Linked DNA regions of Mus musculus: region 1 is linked to region 2. The links are chromatin loops, found by intact Hi-C in ENCODE. Cell type or tissue: left cerebral cortex. All regions are shown on one strand. Each heading gives the region's core, and the rest is flanking DNA. Links, peaks and the distances in the headings are about the cores only.

Region 1 (5,378 bases), core at 319-5,318, 410 kb before region 2:
TAGGCCTTACAGAATCTTAATTGAAAACATCACACAATGACTCTGATAGAGTCTTAAAGGGACTCTGCAATTTCCTTCTGAAACTCCACAGGCCAGGCCTGTTGTTTGCATTCCTCTCAGCATTGTTTACAGAACAACTCACCAATCTCTGAGTACCCAGTAGCTTTTCCAGCCCAAAGCTCCAAAGTCCTAAAATCTTCCCCTAAAACAACATGGCTGCATCCATCGAGGCAGCCACTGGAGGACTACTTCCTGTTGCTGTGATAAACACCGACCAAAAGCAACTTGGAGAGTGAAGTGTATATTTGGCTTATATGTTATGATCGCTACCCCTGAGGGAAGCCGATTCAGGAGCTCAAGCCGAGTAACCATGGAGGAACGCCGCTTACTGTCTCAGTTCCCATGGCTCGCACAGACTGGGCTGGGCCGTCCCAAATTCATCAAGAAAGTGCCCCACAGACTTATCTACCAGACGCTATAATGGAGGCAATTTTTTAAAAGTGAGATTCCCCTCTGGCAGATGATCTTCGCTTTTGAGCCAAGTTGACCAAAACCTACCCAGAATATGGGACAATCATTTCTACATGCTGGGATATATCTTGTCAGCCCCTGCCCTTCTGAGGTAGGCATGCAATTTAGTGTAAAATATTTAGTTCAATCCCTAACAGAAAAAAGAGAGCTGGGCAAGGTGGAGGCATACTTGGAATTCAACAACTTGAAAAATGTAGCAGTAAGATCAGGGGTTTAATATTATCCTTGGCATAATAGTTGTTTAAGGACAGCCTGAGCTTCCTAAGGCTTTTGTCTCAAAAGCGAGGGGTGAGGGGATAGTTAGGGAGAGGTTGTAATGGGATGTTCCAGCTCCTAGAGAAGTTAAGTGCAAACAAACACATCAAGATCCAGTCTCAGATAAGTAATAAAGACATACTGGTAGTTGCTATACCATGGATGAGCTTTGAAAGCATTAAGCTAAGCGAAAGAAGTGTGATTTCATGGATATGAAACATCAGATAATTTTTAAGAAAGCCATTTAGTGATCGCTAGGGGCAAAGGTATAGTGGTGTTTCCCTAATTGGAACCAGATGGTAGCAGTTGCAGAGCGTTGGATATATACTGACTATGGCTCAATCCTACACTTGAAAATCATTATCATGGCTCATTTAATGTTACATATACGCAACACAATAAGAGAGATGTGAAGCCTTTTCTATACTCACTCAAAACTGGTCATTATCATAGCTCACTACAGACAGGTTGTATGCTGCAGTGGTCGTTGCTAGGCTGGACCTTAATTTTGCTGAACAGGCTTACTGTGGCTAAGAATGGTGTGCATAACATCCTCTGCCATCGGTGGTCCCCAGTGAGTCAGAAATCTTTGAAAGAAATGCTCCTACAGGATGAGTAATTGTGTAGCGCTTTCTGACGTGGTATAAGGTGAAATTCATGCTTCCAACTATGTATGCAAATTGTTTGTTGGTCATTGTTTTGGTTTTTATCTTTTGTTTGTTTGTTTTTGTTTCTCTGTGTAGCCCTGGCTGTCCTGGAACTCACTCTGTAGACCAGGCTGGCCTTGAACTCAGCCTCCTGTCTCTGCCTCTGGAGGCTGGGATTAAAGGCTTGTGCCACCACCTCCTGGCTGTGTTTTACTTCTTTTAATTCAGGCCTGGATGGCCTTGGCTTTGGTTTGATGCTCTCCTTCTGTCTCAGCCTTCTCAGCTCTTGAATGACGGTTATGTGCTACTCCCGGCATGGGTACTCATTTTTCGATCAGGAAGATTCTTCTATTGATATTTCTCTGCCCCCCCCTAGAGAAAGTAAATTTTCTTTTTTTCTTAGTGTTTTTCTGGGAATTTCACAATCAAGGGCTCTGATTAGACTGAAGTCACTCCAAGCTCAGTGCTGCTGGATGCTCTTCATCTCCGTGTGCTCTTGGCAGTGTACTCTGGTGAGGTTTCAGTTTGAGCATAGAGACAATGAAAAAAAAAATGTTACATGGACAATATTTAATTTCCTGTCTGTGTGTGTGTGTGTGTGTGTGTGTGTGAGAGAGAGAGAGAGAGAGAGAGAGAGAGAGAGAGAGAGAGAGAGAGAGTGCATAACATAACTTCATGGCCACAGAATTTGTGTGGAGGTCAGAGGACAGCCTTGGGTGTTGGTCTTGCCTTTCTGCCTTGAGACTGGGTCTCTGTCTGTTTCTGCTGTGCATGTGTGGCAGGCTGTCCTACAAGCTTCTGGAAGAGGTTTTTTTTTTTGCTTGGTTTACGTGGGTGCTGGGTGTTTGAAGTCAGATTCTGCATTTGCATGACGAGTACCTGAACAGCCTCCTCAGCTCCTTCTTTTCTTCCTATCAAGGCCGAGTTTGACATGGTATGTTTCATGATGAAAGTCATCGGGAAAAGTCACTGTCTGTGTGTTTCCCCTTAGTGGTGCGTGTGGGGAGGTAAAGATGGCTTTTGAGAGGAAGACATGTCAGAAAGTGGCCATAAAGATCATTAGCAAGCGGAGGTTTGCTCTTGGCTCATCGAGAGAAGCCGTAAGTACCTGTGTCGGGAGCTGCCCGGCTCTCACACTTCCTTAAGGAACCCTGGAGCACGTCTCAGCCTCCGGAAGCTTGGGTGGCTTAGATGGAGCAATTTTTGACTGTCAAACAGCACTGAACACTTTTTAAGTGTCTTTTATTTAATCTAGAAACTTATTTGTAATTTAGTTCTAGAAATAATTGGTTGTATGTAACCCTGTGCATAGTAACAGGCTTTTTCTTATTTTAAAGTCGCTATGAAGGGATAGGGGAGAAAGGGGGTCTAATGGCCAGTGCAGCCTCACAGCTGCCTTCAGCCTCTCTCATCTTGGTGGAGACCCTGTGGTGTTTAGAGACAGGTGAATTCAGCTCGTATGGACAGCTCACCTTTCCATTAACAATGTGCCCACCTCGCAGAAACTGCTTCTAGTCGCCCATCGGCTTTATCTAAGCACCGGGTGAAGTAATGCTTGGGACATTGTAGCAGAAATGAAACTTTTTGAGAGTTAAGGGGTCTAGTGAGAAGGAAAAAATAATCTCAGGAAAGCTAGGTTTAATCCTGACCTAAGTGCTATGCTCAATATTTCTTTTGAAAGCGTTTGTTACAACGTGTAAAGTGCTCAGTATCTACAGTGTAGCATTTTCACTCATTCTACAAATTATGGCGGATACTTTTTACTTCAAAGCATTTTTTTTTTTCTTTTTGAGATTATGACTCACATAGCTCAGACTATCCTGGAAGGCGTCCCCTGGGATGCTAGGATTGCAGGCATGCGCTACCACTCCTGACGGAGATGGCCCCATTTTTTTACTCTCAGTTTGATGGCACAGTTCCCCTGACTGCAAATCTGAATTTGAAAATAGTAAATAAGGAGAAATAGTAGTCTCTTTCTCTACGCCCCGCAGACCCCATTTGCTCTATAAGGTCTTGGGTGTTCTCCAGACAGTCAGTTGCATTTGAGGGACTTTGCCTGATATGATCCGGTTCTGAGGTGACCACTACAAATGTTCTGGATAATATCAGACAGACTTAAACTGATTCTCAAAGACATCACTGGGAAGGAATGCCCCAAACTTCCTCATAATTTATGCAGATAATTCTTTGCTTGGTTGTTGAGGTAACTTCAAATTCTTTGCTCTTTTGGGTGTTGTGGCGGTGGCTAGGAGTTAGTTAGTTATAGAAACACATTTTTATAAAACTCTGGAATTAAGGAATACCAGACCAGTACTCTTCCATGGAGATGACATTTTTAATTCTCAGTTGCAGGTTTTTAGAATGTAAAGTGTTTTTATGCAGCAACTATTTAGTCACTTTTTCTGTAATCCACACTGACCGAATGAGTGAAGTGGCCAACTGTATTTTTTTCCCCACATATAACCCGACAAAGTAAAGTAAAAGCAGCGCCCAGGCACGTCTTCCTCTCCAGCCAGCTGTTTCTGGCTTTAACATTCTTCAAATTGTTTTTCCCAAGATAATTCTATTCTTACATGGCAGGAGGAATTTCCGGTCTGTGTTCAATTTGTTACAGATCTTTGACCTCACAATTCTGGATTTGCTTCCCATTTAGGGGAGAAAAGGATATCTCCTAGGTTGTTGAAAACTTAGAACCAATTTTTTTAAATGTGTTTTTATTTTTTACTGTTTTTTTTTTAAGATTTATTATTATATGTAACTACATTATAGCTATCTTCAGACACACCAGAGGAAGGTGTCAGATCTCATTACAGATGGTTGTGAGCCACCATGTGGTTGCTGAGATTTGAACTCAGGACCTTCAGAAGAGCAGTCAGTGTTCAAAACCACTGAGCCATTTCTCCAGCCCCAGAACCAATATTTTTTTTCTTAATTGTTCTCTTCCAGTCATTGGACCCTGTATGACCTCTCTATTAACAGAACCTCCTCACCCCTGCCCCTGCAATGTAGTAATGAGTGTGAGAGTGGAAAGAAAAGGTCTGGACTTAAACATTTTTAATCTGGGGTTGAGGGATAGAGAGATGCTTCAGTGGTTAAGAACACTTGTTGGTCCTCGAGATGATCCATGTTCAATTCTTAGGCTGCCATGGTGGCTTACAGCAGTGTGTAGCCCTAATTTCCTGGTACTGGACATCCTCACACAGGCACACATGCAGGTGAATCACCAATCAATGTACATAAAATAAAGTGAAAAAAAAATTTATAAAAGATTTTAGGGCTGGAGAGATGGCTCAGCAGTTAAGAGCAGTGACTGCTCTTCCAGAGGTCCTGAGTTTAATTCCCAGCAACCACATGGTGGCTCACAGCCATCTGTCATGGGAATCCAATGCCCTCTTCTGCTGTGTCTGAGGATAACGACAGTGTACACACAATAAATAAATAAATAAATCTTAAAAAATAAAAATAAAAAATAAAAGATTTAAAATCTGGGTTTCTTAGCTGAAGTCTATTTTACATAAATATGTAGTCTAGCGTCTGCTGTCTGAGCAGAGCCTGGTTTGTAACTCAGCCATTCTAAATGAAGTTTAACTGTATTTTTATTATTACTGTTGTACTCTAATGCTATCCTTGTTTATTTAAGGACACAGCTCCCAGTGTGGAAACTGAAATAGAAATTTTGAAGAAACTAAATCATGTAAGTATCATTGTCACTCGTCGTAACTTGTCTCAAAATATAGGAAGTATACGAAGTGTTGCTATAGGAGGCTAATTTGGGCTCCTTTGTATGTTTGTGAGAAGACACGTGGACCTGGCTCTTATTCACCTCTGACGAGTTTTACTTCAAAGTTTTAAGAATTCAATCCTGTGTAAAAGGCTTCATGACTTCATGATCTATTACTCGGTATTTTTATTGAGATCTTGAGAAAAACCTTATAAAGGTTAGTT
Region 2 (5,378 bases), core at 112-5,111:
CTCCTGCACAGGTATGGATGGCGCTCAGCCCCAAACACAAGGTGCTCCCTGCAGCACGTGTCCCTGTGCTCCTTCCGTGGGACACGGAGCTATAGCAGCAAGCCTGGTGCTTTGCCTCTGTACCAACAATTCAGATGGAGGCGGTGCAGGCTCTCCACCTTCCTGTTTTTAATACAGTGGAGTCCAGGGTTGTTGGCCTGCCATGCCAAGTCTGAGCTGCCTGCCCAGCCTCAGGAAGAAGTTGAGTAGCTCTCACCTCTCTGCCAGCTTCTCTCAGGCCTACAACTCAGGAGGCCAAAAGGAGCCAAGAAGCCAGCAGGGTGGGAGACAGAAGTGGCCCAGAAATGAACTTCTCCACATCCAGCCACCCTGACCCAGTTCCCTGCCACTTAACAGATGGGTGGGTTGTGGGTGAAATTGCTATGGCCCCAGGCTTATGTTAGCCATATTTTGTCAGAATTCATAATTCCTGTCTTCAAGGGATGATGGCTATTTCGGGAGTGCAGAGGGACCAGAGGGACTAGACTGGGTGGGTAGCCTTTCTTGGCAGCCCTACATGTAGGCACTGTGTACCTTGTCTGTAGCAGCCTGGTTTCCTGTCATTGTGTTATCAGGGTGACAGCAGTGTGTTTGCCTTCCCAGGGCCCAGCAACTTTAGGAAAGAAGCCAAAAGCGTGAGGGACAAGCTGGTCCTCCCTCCCTCTTGGCCGTGGGGGTGTCCCTCTGTCTTAGAAGGACTCAGCCAGATGCAAGGAGGTGTGGGGTTGGGCTAGACTTGGCATCTTCTCCACCTGGGTGGCAAGGGATAAGATTTTGGCTTGTGATCAAGAACAGCAAGCCCAAAACTAGATGCAGGCCTCACCAGGCTGTAGTTGACACCTAGTAGACACCTTCTCAGTCCTAACATGTGCACAGACCCCCCCCCCCACCATGTCCCTTCAGTGTGGCAATTAAGGACCACTCTGCAAACATCAGCTGGCTTCCTGGTATGTGGGCAGCATCGCATGGCTGATGGCCCTCTTGCCAGGCAAGAGCGAGGCTGAGCGTGGAGACAAGAGTGTCTCCTCATTACTTCTTAATTCACTTTCCTGTCTACAATATGCTAATCCCTCAAGACTGTATAGAAGACTGGGAGGTGGACTCAGCTCAGCAGCCCCAGAAGCTCCCTACCTGAGGCCCTGTCCCAGGGATGACACTCCCCAGCTGCAGGTGACAGTGAGTGCTGGAGATGCCGCTAAACCCCAACTCTGCCCCCCACAGCCCATGCCTGGTAACTCCAGCCCCAGCCGGATATGCTAGTGCTGTGGGTGTCAGCCCCTTCGGAGGTCAAATGACCCTCTCACAGGGGTCACCTATGACCATCAGAGAACACAGATATTTACATCAAGATCCATAACAGCAGCAAAGTTACAGTTATGGGGTAGCAACAAAAATAATTTCATGGTTGGGGGTCACCACAACATGAGGAACTGTATTTAAAGGTCGTGGCATTAGGAAGGACAAGAGCCAGTGTGCAGGTGGGCCTGCAGGTGCTTCCGGTCCCCATGCTGACTACCCCCACCCCATGCCTGAGCATTCACCGTTCACAGGGAGTGGTGATGCAATCCTGGAAGAGGGCCTTGCAAGGTGGCCAGCACTACGTGACATGTCACTCCCAACAGAGTGGTGGCAAGATGGGGTTCATCCCTCACCCATACCCTGAGGCAAGTGGGTGGTCTCCAGACCCCCACTCACACAGTCTTACCCCTTCTCAGGATGCTAAGTGGAGTCAGATAGCCTCTACGTGACCCTGCCATCCACTCTCTCCATAGTCTGTCCCCTCTGTATGGCCCAGAGGAGTCCCAGGCTTGTCATTACTGACTCCAGATCTTTGCCTGGCATTGGGACATGACCAAGTCTGGCTTTCCTAGCTGAGTACTCTCTTCTTCGAAGATTCCCTGGTGCTTTGGGTATAGAGGTCTTTGCCTGCTCCCTTGCATTTTTTCTCTGGGTCTGTCTGCCCAACCCCACCCCCACCCCCGCCCTGGGCTGCACATCTCTAGAGACTGGATTTGCTCTAGGATTTCTTTCTCCACCCCCGAGGTGCTGGCTACCTTGCTACTACATACTTACATGTGCCTGACTCACTTAACTGGAGAGTGGGGGAAGGATAGAAGGGTCCTTTGGTCAGGTACCACCCCAGCAAAGAGAAGGCACCTGTGATGCTCAGCTGATGCCTCTAAGCACCAGCACAATGTAGCACTTCCCTGATCTCTGTTGACCCTTCTTCCCATAGCTGTAAAGGGCACGGTTCAAAGGAAACTGGGAAGGCTTGCCCCACCTTCTCTAACTGGCCCTGGAGGAAAGTCCCTCTGGCTTGCTCTCTCAGGCAACAATGGAATAGCTGTCACTGATAGCAGGCTTACAAGGAATCCAGCTGTTCCAGCTGCCTGGAAGAAGCAGTCACCCAGAGCCTCGTAGCTACATGAAGAGGCAGCACAGGATCTGACCTGTCAGATGGAAAGTCTGTGGTCCAGTCTCCCAGACCCCACTCACCCTCCTTAGATGCTGGCCCTGGGCTTCTAAAGCTCCAGCAAGCACTCACCTGTGTGTGCTTAGGCTCCTCCAGGCGCAAAGCAGGATCATTCTGGCCCCTGCGGACAGCTCCTCCCAACATATCTGAGGGGTCCTTGTGAACTCACAGGGAGCAACGCCCCGTGGGCTTGCTTTGGGGTGTAGAGCCTCTGCAAAGGGCTGACCACGTTGCTGTCATGGATAGGTGAGAAGGCTACTGCCCCTGCCTGTAGTCTCACCTCTCCATGCCAAGCACAGGTAAGGTCAGTGGGCCCCTATGCTGCCCCCGAGCAGCAGTGTCAGGAGGGACAGATGCCAGCTCCCTTGCCATCCCAAGCTTCTGCGGAAGGTGGTGGGCTCAGGGGCACAGCAGCGTCTGTCAGGGGAGACCAGGCTTAGTCACACCAAGCCGACAGCCGCCTCTTCCAACAGTGTGTGAACAATACGCCCTGGGTTGCACCTGCCCTGCCTCCTCCCTGCACAGCACAGGCTGCTGTGCTCTGCAGTCCTCTAAAGTGGGTTCATAGCCAAGGAACCCCCTCTTCCTGGGGCTGAGCTGTCACTTAGCTGTCCCAAGTGGAGCTGGGACTTAGCTGTCACTGTCCCAAGTGGAGCTGGGACTGGATGGCAAGACAGTGATCTACCGCCACCTGCTGGATCTCTGTGATAGTGCAAGTCCAGTGGCATACAAAGCTTGACCCCTGCCCTGCCCAGGGCAGCTGCAGAGATGAGAGACTGGAGAGGGCCCCTGAGGACTTCCTTGGGGACCTGGCCTGCTGCTGGGTCAATGGGAAGTGGGAAGGTGCCTGTCCTGTGCCAGCCCTGAACCCAGCCCCCTTGTACAGCCAGAAGGGAGCCAATGCTCTGCTCAAGCACGTCTTCAGAGAACAATGTGCACATCTCTCCTTCGGAGAGCACTGTCCCTGGATACAGAGTGTCTCTCCAGGGTCATCTGTACACCAATGGCTCTGGTAGCAAAGCTATAGCACACCCTGTCACTTGTAATCATATTTCCCGAGTAGAGGGGAATGGCTGCACCCCAGGAAATAGGTGGGACGGGGAAGACCTAAGGGAGAAAGTAGAACACAGGAGCCACAGCCGGGGAGGCACACAGGCCCCCTCCAACTGGCCCCGGAGGAAGCCCTCTGGCAACAACTGAATAGCTGTCACAAAACTAACAGGCAGAGCACTTGCCATACAGCCTGCTGCTCTGTCTGGCGTCTGGCACAGTTCGTGCCAGTGCAGGTCCTGCCGCATACCGTGGAAACAATACACTGCTAACACTCGACAGTCTCACAGAGTGTGCTACCAGCTGGCCACGTTGAGGCCACGAGCCAGGCTGCCAGGAGGATTCTGCCACCTCCTCCCCATTTACCTGCATGCTTAGTGGAGACCATGGTTCTGCCTAGCAGTACTTAATAACCTAAACATATTTTCTGAATCAGTCAGTAGTTGTCCTTGTCACCCTTTGAGAGTATGACTCCTGGAGGTCCTGGGGGTTGAAGATGCCTCTGTGTTAGTGAAACTGCCCCTAATAGCTGCTCAGAGTGCCCCTCCTCTACAGGCAACTTTCCAATCAGCTGCTCTCAGGGCACCCCTGTGAAATGGAGAGTCCCTGTCAGGGTCTGGCTGGGTTTGGCCAGCAGATCCTTGTCTTGTCACTTCAGCAGTGAGTTCACTGCTACTGAACGTCATCTTCCTTGTCAGCCTGGCCGCTGCACTGACCCTTCCTGACCCCTGTCTTTGACGGAGCACAATTGCGCCATGCGGGACCAGCACTCTGGGATGTTTGATTACATAGCTGACACCACAGAGATGCACGCACGCTGTTCTGTACAGAACTCAATGTTGTATGACAGTACCCCTGCAAGGGGCAAGCACGAGCTGGAGGTGACAGGCATGCTGAGAGGCCCTGCCTCTGGGCAACCAGAATGATGGAGGGTGAGCTTGATTCCAACCCTGGTCCTGTCTCCCCAGGAGCTGCCAGAGCATGACAAGCTTGTTCAGTGGTACGGTGTCACCCAGCAAGGATGGGACCTCCTCTCTGCCCAGGAGGCAGAACTCACTGGCCAAGCCCCCACTCCGTGCCCTGTACGATCTGCTCATCGCACCCATGGAAGGGGTAAGTGGCTCCTGGGACATGACACCCCTTCGTATCAGAATGCATTTGTTTTTCTGCTTGGTGCGCATGCGCACCATCACCCCCCCAGCGGATTTTTTCTGTTCAGTGTGCATGTGCACCCCCAGAGCACTCCACGGACATGCATTCTTCGCTGGCTGCTTATAGTCAGGATGGCAGGTCTGAGCTTGTGCTTTGCTTTGCTCTGCTCTACATGGGCTGAACGCATTTGGCTCAGTGTCCTCGTGTGCTCCTCGTCTGGTCTATAGGTCATGAGGCTCAACGTGTCAGTGCTAGGAATGAATGCCAGCCACGCCTACCTAATCTTAGATGTTTATTTGGATTGACCCAGGCCACCCCCTTGCTCTTTGCCTGGGTCTCAAACACAGAACCAATGTCTGGTGCTAAAGACACCAACTACAGCCTACCTTGCCCTCTTGCTGGCATATCCAAGCCACATGAGCCTGCCATATCCCTGCTTAATTCAAACAGTGCTCTTGGGTGGTACAGGGACCTTGGTGGGTCTGAGAATTTAGGGGCCAGTTTCAGGCAGGATAGTCACAGACAGCTGTTCTAAGGAGGCAGGAGCATCCCTCAGCAACTCTCTCTCTCTCAGGCACCGTGTATCCTTAAGAGACCACAGTTCACATATGACTTCTCCATTCCCTGAATGGGCACCTCCCTGGTCCTCCAGCGGTGTTTCACC

Evidence for each region. Hi-C counts contacts between places; a loop is a spot of excess contacts. Peaks named below come from ENCODE experiments on the same cell type or tissue, not always from the same donor. Only the 100,000 strongest peaks of a DNase experiment are listed, where the experiment ranks them.
Region 1: a loop joins it to region 2, with 4 times the contacts of the local background. A loop is called at or near these places in 6 of 42 quality-filtered maps.

What each region holds. Positions count from the first base shown.
Region 1 is chr5:110,853,301-110,858,678 of GRCm38, forward strand. It overlaps Chek2 (checkpoint kinase 2), which reads left to right. Exons shown (of 15, transcript NM_016681.4): 6 at 2,425-2,533; 7 at 5,074-5,127. Among named protein-coding and RNA genes, the nearest start is that of Chek2, 16 kb to the left of the region's middle. In left cerebral cortex, for the core only: no CTCF peak of the experiment used is centred there; a DNase peak (open chromatin) is centred at 3,285.
Region 2 is chr5:111,266,665-111,272,042 of GRCm38, forward strand. It overlaps Ttc28 (tetratricopeptide repeat domain 28), which reads left to right. Exons shown (of 23, transcript NM_001267622.1): 13 at 1-11; 14 at 4,531-4,675. Among named protein-coding and RNA genes, the nearest start is that of Gm35628, 35 kb to the left of the region's middle. In left cerebral cortex, for the core only: a CTCF peak has its summit at 3,226 (motif pointing left); DNase peaks (open chromatin) are centred at 622, 3,151 and 3,787; H3K27ac peaks cover 403 bases.